Linked DNA regions of Homo sapiens: region 1 is linked to region 2. The links are chromatin loops, found by intact Hi-C in ENCODE. Cell type or tissue: B cell. All regions are shown on one strand. Each heading gives the region's core, and the rest is flanking DNA. Links, peaks and the distances in the headings are about the cores only.

Region 1 (5,375 bases), core at 284-5,283, 170 kb before region 2:
TAGTACAGCTAACGTTTTGAGGCATTGAAAACTAATTTAGATTAACTCGTGAAATCATCAAGACAATCCCTTAAGATAGGGGCTCCTACTATCACCCTTTTATAGTTGAAGAACGTGAAGCCCAGAGAAGTTAGATTACTTGTCAAAGTCACACAAAGCCAGAATTTGAACTCAGGCAATCAGCCCCAGAGTCTGACCTCTGCCCCTCCTCCTATTCTGCCTCTCAGTAGCTCTTACTGATCATAGTTCATTTTTCCCCCAGCCAGACTGAAACAGCTACAACCCTTGGCCACAGTCCCTGAAACGGTGCTAGACTCACTCACATTCTCATTGAGGGATTTCTAAATGGATGTACATTAGTGCCAGCAAGCCCCTACCCCAGAACTGAACACGTTCCTAAGAGCCAGTGTGCATGCTTGTGCAGGTGGCCTGCTGACTCCAGCCTGGCCGAGCCGGGAGGACAGACATTATTTGCAAAATATGTAAAAAGCTTCAAGAGAATCATTCTACTCCAGACCACTAGAGTAGGGCAAGCACTGAGGACTGGTGGCCAACAGGGATGTCTGAAGTACCGACATAAACACCCCCAAAAAGCCAAAGGTAAAATTACTTTGCTAGATGGAGAAGTACAAATTTGGATTTCAAGATGGTTTTAATTCCGGGCTCTGGGAGTTTTGGGGACTGAGTTGAGTGAAAGAGAGAGAGAAATGATTTAGAACCACAGAGTTTTTATGGGCGGTGGGGTCTCTTTCAGCCTGAGCAGACAGATTGAGAAATCTGTAAACAACCAAGGAGCAAGCCCAGAGATAGAGAGCATGGTCTAACAGGCAGAGGGATAATAGCACTCAAGTCAAGGGAGGCCCTGAGCCACAAGAAAATGATTCAGGGCATAACAGACTGAGCCTGGGTGCTTTATATCTGAACAAAAGCATTCCACGTACATGCAAAAGTGACTTCCGAAAAAGAACAGGTTTTTCTAACTGGCCCTTCTAGCCTATAAATTTTGTTTCAACTTTGGCCTCTGGGGCAACCCAAAGTCAAACACCCTTTCTTGTATAAGGCTACCCATGCCACTATCTGCTGCCCAGGGCATGCTTCAGACCTTTATCTTGAAGCCACATTGCCCTGTAAGAGCCCATCTTAGAAAGGCAGTGGGGGGCATTCAATATTAAGCAGAATATTGATGATTCTTGGCTGCCAACTGTCTGAAAGTGTGTTTTCTGTCAGCTCCAGCCAGTGTGTCATTCTGAAAAAGCAAAGAACGCCGAGGGCAGTGACTTCATGACCTTAGGCCATGGATGCTGGAAGAAATGCAGAGGTGGGCAGATAAATTTATCATCCTTAATGGGCTACCTAATTCCTTGGGGAAAAAATGAAGGAGCCACCAGTGACATGCCCCAGGCAGCAGATGGCAGCGTGGGCAGCCTTTTACAAGGGAGGGTGTCTGAGTTTGGGTTGCCCCAGAAGCCGACCCCAAAACAAAGAAATGAATGCAAATAGTTTATTTGAGAAATGCAAGAAACACTGGTAGCGGAGTAGGAAAATGAGACAGGTAACGAAAGGGAGCCAGTCAAAGGTGCATTATCAAGTTGGCTGGCACGGTGGGCAACTGGAGTTTAATCCCACTGGGGAAACTAGGAACTAGAGAGACCAGTGCTTCTCAAGCTGTCTGGGGAAAGTACCAGGTTGTCTGCTGTTGTTATCAATCCATTATAAGTGGATACTTTTGTAAAAATACAATTAAAATGTCACAGCAATGTCAAATTGCTATAAACGTTCGTAAACGCCAACTTTCCATTTGTGTATGTACCTTGAAATGTACAAGCAATAAACATTTCACAGCTTGTCAAGGGCCTGGAGACCACACTTCAAGTAGCACTGGTGGAGAACGCACAACCTTATCCAAGTTATCTCATTCATGGAGCTGGGCTGTTTATACACTAGCTTGCAATAGTCATGTAATTCTTTCATGTGCACGGGCAGTGTGGTGGTCCACAGTTTCTAGAAAGCCATCAGGCAAAGAGACACACACACTGGCAGTTAGGAGTCAGCCTGAACAGGCTGAGGGAACAGGGCGGGGCACCGACAGCATATAGAGGCGCCCACCCTGTCGGTGTCCTTATCTTGCCCCTGTTAGCAACACTCTAGGACTTAAGATGAGGGCAAGGCAGAGGCCAGATGAGTGTATCCTGAAAGCTGGGAGATCTGGAGCCCAAATTCAGGACTTCCCTATGGCTAGTTGTAAAAGGAGGGGGAATATTGGGTGGATTCTACTTTAGCTGCCTGGCCTAGCATCAGAATTCAGCTCTTATAAAAACAGCTAAGCCACTGTTAAAAGAAAACCAAAACCAAAACCATCCCAGCACCCGGTCAGCATTGATAACAAACACAGAGGGGCTTTTTTGCCTGACCGCAGTGCAGGTTGTTGTTTGGTTTGCTCCTGCCTGGAGCTTGTGCTTCACAGGCTTCTTTTGCAGGCTTGTTTTCCAGGGGACCTGGCAGCTATTTCTGACTGTGCGATAAACTCATGGCCTGCAAGATGGAGGCAGGAGGTGACTGCAGTCTCGGTGAAGGGGATTAAGGGATTGAAAAGTTTATCTGGGCTGCCCAGCAGCCCTCGGGAAGACAGACCAGCCTGGTCTCTCTACAGTCACCATCACTAGGGCTGACTGCCATTTTCAGGGCTCAAGAGAAGATGGGGATAAGAGTAATATTAAAATAATGACGATATCTGGAATGGACACCTTCAGACTCCACCTGGGCAGTGACTTTGGGCTGGGTCCTTTACATGCACTATTTCATGGTCCCAGGAACAGTTCTGAGGAGTGTGTTACAGTGACTAGAAGTGACATCACCCATGTCACACTGCTTGGGTCTGGATGCCAGATCTCCCATCTCAGAGCTGAGTGATTTAATGTGCTTCAGTTTCCTCATCTGAGGTTCTACCTCTCTCCTTGAGTTGTTGCTGTATTAAATGTGCTAATCTCTGTGACATGCTTAGAGTAAGGTGAGGCATGGAGTTAGTATCCAGCACTCATGCAGTCCTCAGTCCCAGGCCCTGTGGGGAAGTGACCAGTAGCAGGTTGGCTGGGCCCCCTGCTGCTGAAACACAATTTTACTGCTGTCATGCTGATGGTAGCCAAAGAAAGGAATGTGATTAAGACTTTCCATTTTCTGCTGTTGGCACTCTGTACTGCTACTCCTTCTAAGGCTACCTGGGAAATGTATGACTACAGCCTTGAAGGCCACTAGGGTTTTCACCTCAGGGAACAGACCCCTGGGTTGTGGTCATTTCCTTAACCTCCTTGAGTGATGTTTCTCCCCGACTGTCCTCACATGCAGTTAGCTGTATAGGGTGCCCAAGAGGATGATGGGGTGCAAACCACTCCCAGATTAGGTATGATAAAGGTTAAAAGGCTCACAAATCTGCCTTATCCAGTCCAGAATGACACAAAATCCAGGACTTTGTAATCATTTCCAGTTTCCTAATTAGTTCACCCTTCTTTCCAGCCATGATTCAGGTTGCCAGAGAAAATACAAGATGCCCAGGTAAATTTGGATTTCCAATAAACAATGATTTTTTAGTATAAATATGCCCAAACAACAATTTTTAGTGTAAGTATGCCCCCAATATTGCACAGAACTTACACTAAAAATGTATCTGTTGTTTATCTAAAATTCACATGTAAATGGGAGTCCTGTATTTATTTGTACATCTGGCAGCCCTTGTCCAAGGTCGCAGAAGCATCTCTCAGTATCATCAGAAAAACCTGGTGTCCCCTTCTGCATCAGGTTAGGTATCTCATAAAGGACTTAGATGCAGGTGGTTTGACTGGGAGGTGATCCCAGGAAGCACAGCAAGGAATCAGGGAAGTGAGGCAGGGAAGTGAGGGAAGCAAATAAAAGAGGTGTTAATGAGGACATTACCCCTGTGGGCAGCTGGGGCTCAATCCCTCCAGAGAATCTTCCAGAAACCCAGTGCAACATGCCTTAGAATTGTCCCGTCTGGGGACAGGGAGACTGGGTATTTACCTACTGTATTAGTCCATCAGGCTGCCATAACAAATACCAAAGAAATGGATGGGTTGAAAAACAGGTGTTTATTTCTCACAGTTCTGGGAGCTAGAAGTCCAAGAACAAGATGCCACAGATTCGGTTGTTAGTGAGAGCTCTCTTCCTGGCTTGCAGACAGCTGCAATCTCGCTGTGTCCTCACATGACAGAAAGAGAGAGAACTCTGTCTCATTTCTTCCTCTTCGTATAGGGATATTAGTACCATCATGGGGACCCCCATTCCCATGACCTCATCTAAATCTAATCATCTCTCAAAGACCCCACCTCCAAATACTATCACACTGGAGGTTAAGGCTTTGACATATAAATTTCAGAGGGACACAAACATTCAATCCACAACATCTACCAACTCTCATCCCCCATGTTTCAGGGTTGCCCTGGGGACATTAACTCCCCCTGTACCTCTGAGTTGCACTTGTGCTCAACTGAGCATGTCCAGGGCAGAGAAGCAGGGAGATGTGGTCACTGGAGCTGAAAGGCTGTTAGGGGACTGGAAACCATGAACCACAACTGGAGGTAAGCAGCCCAGCATCTGAGCCCAGAGAATCAACTGTGGGCCATCTAGAACACCTGCTTCATTTTCCTTCACCTCAGGCTGACCCCTCAATCATAGGAGGATAGAAGGGCTTGCCCAGTTGGCCTCCCACAGTTATTGCCAAGATCGGATGAGATTGTGTGAAAGAGTGTTACAAACTACAAGGCACTACAGAAATTGAAGGTAGAGTAAGCATTATTTAGTTAAGAAAGAAAAGGAGAAGAGGAAGCGAGGAGATGTGAGGAAAGGAAGAGAGGATGAAGGACGAGAAAGAAGAAGAGGAAGGGAGGAAGAAAGGAGGAAGAAAGGAAGGAAAGAGAAAGGAAAGGAGAGAAAAATACACTGGTCACTAACAGCATAGATTATGACCCAAGAAAATTAATGTTATGTACTCAACAAATTGTTATCAGGCACATCACTGTTCCAGGCCTTCTTCTAGGTATTAAAAATTCAGTTGTGAACCAACTGCCCCAATTTCTTGCCCTCACGGAGCCTACATTCTAGTGGGGGAGTAAAATATATAGCAAGGTTGTAAAGAGCTATGAATAGCAACAAATCAAGGAAGGTTGCTAGGGAGGGTTGAAGAGAGTAATAGGGTTGCAGCCTTTAATAGGTCTGGAAAGGTGTCACTAGAAGGTGACTTTGGGGTCAAGCCCTGAAGAAGAAGAAGGAGGAAAGGGCCAGGGCAAAGGCCCTCAGATAGATGTGTGCCTAGCCTGTTGGGGGAAGGGCAAGGAAGCAGTCATGACTAAGGCAGGGGGACAATG
Region 2 (5,375 bases), core at 326-5,325:
TTCTAAATTTTTCAAAATGTCATTTCTTTCCAAAAGATGGATTATTTCTGTTGGGGTTTAGTCTACCTAATTATTCCTGCCTTGATTACTTAACTACTCCAGATATTTCATCCCTCCATGCTCTTATCACGTTCGGTATGTTAGAAGAACCGAGGCAGCTTATTAGCACAAAGTAGACAATCCTGTTTCCTGGCAGTTAGTGTGGGCGGGTGGGTTACACAGTGGAGCACTAGAGCCTCTCCAGCGCAGCCTCTATTCACTTGCAGTGGCCTGGGCTCGTCTGAGGCATGTGCTGTCAGAACTTTATTGCCTCTCCTAGACCAGTGTCCACCCTTCCCCCATCCCAGGAGCCAGAGCACGTGAATTCCCCTTTGCTCTCCAACTCTCTTTCTTGTACACGACACAAACCTTGAGTATGGGCTCTGCATTTCTCTAGAGAGCTGCTTCTCAAACTTCAGCCCAGAGGGCTTGTTAAAACAGAATGGCGGCCAGGTGCGGTGGCTCACGCCTGTAATCCCAGCACTTGGGGAGGCTGAGGCAGGTGGGTCACCTGAGGTCAGGAGTTGGAGACCACCCTAGCCAACATGGCAAAACCCTGCCTCTACTAAAAATACAAAAATTAGCTGGGCATGGTGGTGCATGCCTGTAATCCCAGCTACTTGGGAGGCTGAGGCAGGAGAATCGCTTGAACCTGGGAGGCAGAGGTTGCAGTGAGCTGAGATCGTGCCACTGCACTCCAGCCTGGGCGACAGAGCAAGACTCTGTCTAAAAAAAAAAAAAAAAAACCAGAGTGGTGGGGTCCCACGTCCCACTCCCCAGAGTGTCTCAGTCAGGAGGTCTAAGCTGGGGCCAGAGAATATCCCAGGTGATGATGCAGTTGGTCCAGGGACCACAGTCGGAGTAAGACAATTTTTTTTCCTTTTAAAATACTTTACAAATTTCATGCTGTGGTTATTGTCTGTATTAAACCGGAAATTGGGAGGTAATAGCATTTATTTGTTTGAGTTTGTAAATATCCAGTGTCCAGCTCTAGATTCAATGAGCAAAATAACTATTTAGGTAAAAGGTAAGGACCTCACTGAGGAAGGAAGGAAGGAAGGAAGGAAGGAAGGGAGGGAGGGAGGGAGGGAGGTTGGATGGGAGGGGAGGGGAGGAAGAAAGAGAGAAAGAGAGGAAGAAAAAGATATACGCAGTTGGAAAAGCCAGATTCTAGAACATCTCTGGAAGGTGTGATTCTAAAGCAAGCACAGCTCCACGGCTGGACTACAAGGAATGTGGCTTTTCTCTGTGTTTTCCTACTGCACGGGGCTAGCAGGGGTCGATTATCCTACCAACCTGAGTCATTCTTCACTAACGCGGGGGGCGATGGGCAGAGGGCAAGCCGGGAGGCCAGTGCCTGCCCGGGGCGCACCTGTCACGCTGAGGGAGGGCAGCCCGCGCCCTTTGGCTGATCCCACTGCCTGGAAACGAGCCAGACTCCTCTGCCTTTGAAATCCTGTTCCTTGGAGCAATCCCGGCTCGCTAGGTTTAATTGTTTCGTCTCTTTTTTTCTGGTTTATGAAGCCGCCCCGCCTGAAGTCCGCCCCTTGCGCAGCGGCCCGGAAAGGTGGGAGGAGTGCAGGCTGCGCTCCCCGCTCGGGGAGAGTCGGTTCCTATTTCCTGATTATAAAGAAGCATTCTTTGGGAGCTGATGAATTGCGGCGGGGCTAGGGCCGGCAGGACGCGCACCTGTGATGCTCTGCAGCCGCCGGAGTCTGTTTATGCATCAAATGTGCCCACAGATTTTTCCTGGTGCTTGGGGAGACGGGGGAGGCGGTGCGGGCAGCCTCCCGCCCCCCCGCTCCCCCCCGCCAAACACACACACACAGGTTTGAAAGCCTCTGAGACCTTGCTACTAAAAATGTGGTCTACGGACCAGCAGCATCACCTGGGAGCTTGTTAGAAATGCAAATCTCGGGCCCGCCTAGACCTACTGAATCAGCATCTGCATTTTAATGAATCCTGGGGTAATTCCCTATTTACGTTAAAGTTTGAGAAGCGCGACGCAGGGGTCCACGGCAGAGAAAAGGTTAAGAACTCTGATCTCAGACAAGGAAAGGGAGGAAAGAGGAGGGAAAGTCCAGTCCCGGATTTGGAAGGGGGAGCGGAGGGTTAACCCTGAGGTTTACCGCTGGAGTGGAAGACAGAGAAATTAACATATGGAGTGAGTTAGCGGAGAGGTCGTTGAAATTGGGAGTAAACACAGGCAGGGGACAGCTCAGTTTGCCCAGGGGGAGGGGTGGAAAGAGAAGAGATGGGGTTAAGTGGGTGCCACCCACACTCCCAGGAAAGTTGGGTAGGTTGCATGCTGTGACCTTTGGCTCCTCCTCCCGCGTGTTTTCTGAGACTCAACCAACACATTTTGGCACGCACACAGGGTAGACCACAAAACAGCAGAGGCCAGAGCTTGAGGGCAGGCGTGGAGCCGAGGTAAAAAGCACCTGGGAGTTTCTTAATAAGCAGGCTGACGTGGTGAAAAAAATTCTAATGCAGGAAGAAAGAGAAAGCACGTGGTCATAAAAAGTGTGCCCTGGCATCCTACATCCATACCCAAGAGGACATGCCTGGCAGAGAGTGCACCCGTGGAGCCAGGGTGACTGCAATCCTCTTGGGCCCAGATCAGCTCCTGTCTGTGCCCAAGAACCAGCTCGCTCTCCATTTTCTGCACTAGGGGAGGAGAGAAGAAGTCCTGAGAGTGTTAAAGAGCAAGTAATCCAAAAAGAAATGACATGGATTTGGCATAAGGGCCTTTCTAGGCCCCCATCTGACACCCTCTTGCCCTCACTTACTGTCAGCGCTGCTGGAACCAGGTGGTGGTGGTGAGGGAAGGAAACTTGAGTTACAGCTCCAAAGCAGGAGAGATACTTTCCAAATCTGAAGTAGGTGACACACTTCCAGACACCCCTCTATGGCTCTTTCTTCAGTCCTGTTCAACATTTTTTTGCAAGGGGCAGATGGACCAATGTAAGACAAACACCTAGCTGGGCGTGGTGGCTCTGCCCGTAATTCCAACAGTTTGGGAGGCCGAGGCAGGCGGATCACTTGAGGTCAGGAGTTCGAGACCAGCCTGGCCAACATGGTGAAAACCAATCTCTACTAAAAATATAAAAATTAGCTGGGCATGGTGACGCACGCCTATAGTCCCAGCTACTCGGGAGGCTGAGGCACAAGAATCTCTCTTGAACCCGGGAGGCAGAGGCTGCAGTGAGCTGAGATTGTGCCACTGCACTCCAGCCTGGGTGGCAGAGTGAGACCCTGTCCCCAAAAAAAAAAAAAAAAAAAAAAAAAAAAAAAAAAAAAGACACACACCTATCAAATTTCTGGTTGCCCCAAGCTGGCAGAGCAATTAAAAGACTGGATAATCTACTAGGATTCCAGTGATGTTCCCACAGACTGTTACAATAGAGATAGTCGCATCAGTATTTTTATTCATTCATTTATTTATTTTCCTCTGCATCCTCTTGTATAAAGGTTTTGAGACGATTTGCAGAAATTATAGTAAATTACATTCAAATATTTAAATAAAAATGCAAAAGTCGTATTCCGTTCTAGTACCAATTAAAATTAGCAGTCAAGACTGATGGGAATGGTGACATTTGATAGGGAAAAATATAAAGTCCTAGCCTCGATCCAGGAAGCAGAAGTCCAGGTATAGGATGTGAGGAATGTGTCTTAGTGACATCTTGGATGAAAAAAAGCTGTAATGGCCACTAAATTCAGTATAAGTAAAGAGTGGGGGATGGTGGCCGGAGAAAAAAGAATCCTGCTATAGGCTACAGTCAGATGTAATTGTCTATGAAAAGGGAAATGATAGTCCCACTCTTGTCAAGACCACTCCTGGCACATTCCGCTCAGTTCTGAAAGTCATACTTTGAAAAAGTCATTAGCAAACTGGACGTATTCAGAAGACAGCACCCTGGAGAGTGAATGATCATGAAACATGAAGCATAGAAGTAGACTATGTCCTAGCTCCTGTGTCGAGTACCAGAGGAATAACATCACAAAAATACATGGCCATAAACTTACAGCCCAGTGAATGAATCAGATAAATAAGTAAACACCAGGAAAAGAGCAGGCTAAGCCAGACTATGGAATCTTGGAAGAAATTGTGGAAATTATGAAACATTTTGGACTGGGTGACATCCAGCATTTATCACTCTCAACAGCTGAAGAAATGAGTGTCTCTATCTTACAAGGGGAAATCCAAGCAGTACATCTGCTATGGGGTACATGGATCTAAGAATCTGACCATCACGGCTTAAACAAATAAGATATAGTTTGCTCATGCGACAAGAAAAGAGGAAGTAGGCAAATATCTGTCCAAGAATGTCAGCACCTTAGTCTCTGCGATTCTTTTGGTCCCTCCCTCATGGTTACAAAATGCCTGCTACTGCTCTTGCCTTCATGTCTACCTTCTAGCAGGAAGAAGAGGAAAGAGCAGCACCTGTATCAGGGGAATAAAAACTTTCCCAGGAACCCACAGCAAACTTCTGTTTAGAGTCATCAGCCTAAAGTGTGGCCCATGGTTCCACGATGTGGTTCCTTGTCAGGAATGAGGGTTGGGTTAGCCAATCAACAGTGTCTGCCACAAATGAGTTTCAAGTTTCAGGCTTGGGAGCGTGAAGGGATGGTGGTGCCATCCACAGAGACAAGAAATACGGAGGAGGAGTAGGTTTGCTGGGCGCAGGAGTGGCAGTTGCTGAGTTCAGCCTTGGACATGTTGAGAAGCCTGTGAAATGTCTAAAAACAGAGATGGCACATGGACAGATAAGATGTGAGGGCTTAGATTGCAACTGAGAGATCTGTACTAAAACATGGATACAGGAGTCACCAGCAAAGAAGCGGGAATGAAAGCCCTGAGTACAAGTGAGGTCCCTCGGAAGACGGAGCAGAGCGAGTGGGCTAGAAGGCCTGGGGTGGGGGCCAGTTTGGCTTTTAGGCAGAATGTTGTTCGAAGAGAGGAGTCTAGAAGTATGCAGAGAAGAAACAGCCAGAGCAAGTGGGAAACCTGGAGTGACTGGTTCGCAGAGGCTGTGGGAAGAAAGTATTTCAAGGAAGGAAGGAGCGACAGGGACAGCCCACGCCGTGGACACTCACTCATCCCTTCAGCCCACCTGCAAGGTCATCTGAAGCTATGGGGCCATTCCCATGCATGCCGACAGCCTCTGCCAACAGCGATGACCTGTAGCTGGAGTGTGATGTATTGTCTGGTTTGGTTTTTTATTTAAGATGGAGGTGAGTTGGTGGAAAAGCCTCATAGAGAGAATGCATTGGAGGGACAGGTGGGAGGACAGTTGGTTAAGTGCCTCTGGAGGCAGGGGCCGGGAAACGTGTCT

What was found. A loop is a pair of places that touch in the nucleus more often than their neighbours do. Peaks named below come from ENCODE experiments on the same cell type or tissue, not always from the same donor. Only the 100,000 strongest peaks of a DNase experiment are listed, where the experiment ranks them.
Region 1: it touches region 2 in a loop (3-fold over the local background); 1 of 110 quality-filtered maps calls a loop at or near these places.

The regions. Positions count from the first base shown.
Region 1 is chrX:39,437,995-39,443,369 of GRCh38, forward strand. No RefSeq gene overlaps it. Among named protein-coding and RNA genes, the nearest start is that of LINC01283, 5.8 kb to the left of the region's middle. RefSeq lists enhancers at 2,279-2,558, 2,649-2,698. In B cell, for the core only: no CTCF peak of the experiment used is centred there; a DNase peak (open chromatin) is centred at 2,367; H3K4me3 peaks cover 358 bases; H3K27ac peaks cover 2,430 bases.
Region 2 is chrX:39,612,190-39,617,564 of GRCh38, forward strand. No RefSeq gene overlaps it. Among named protein-coding and RNA genes, the nearest start is that of MIR3937, 46 kb to the right of the region's middle. RefSeq lists an enhancer at 2,382-2,581. In B cell, for the core only: no CTCF peak of the experiment used is centred there; DNase peaks (open chromatin) are centred at 2,442 and 4,312; H3K4me3 peaks cover 761 bases; H3K27me3 peaks cover 1,675 bases.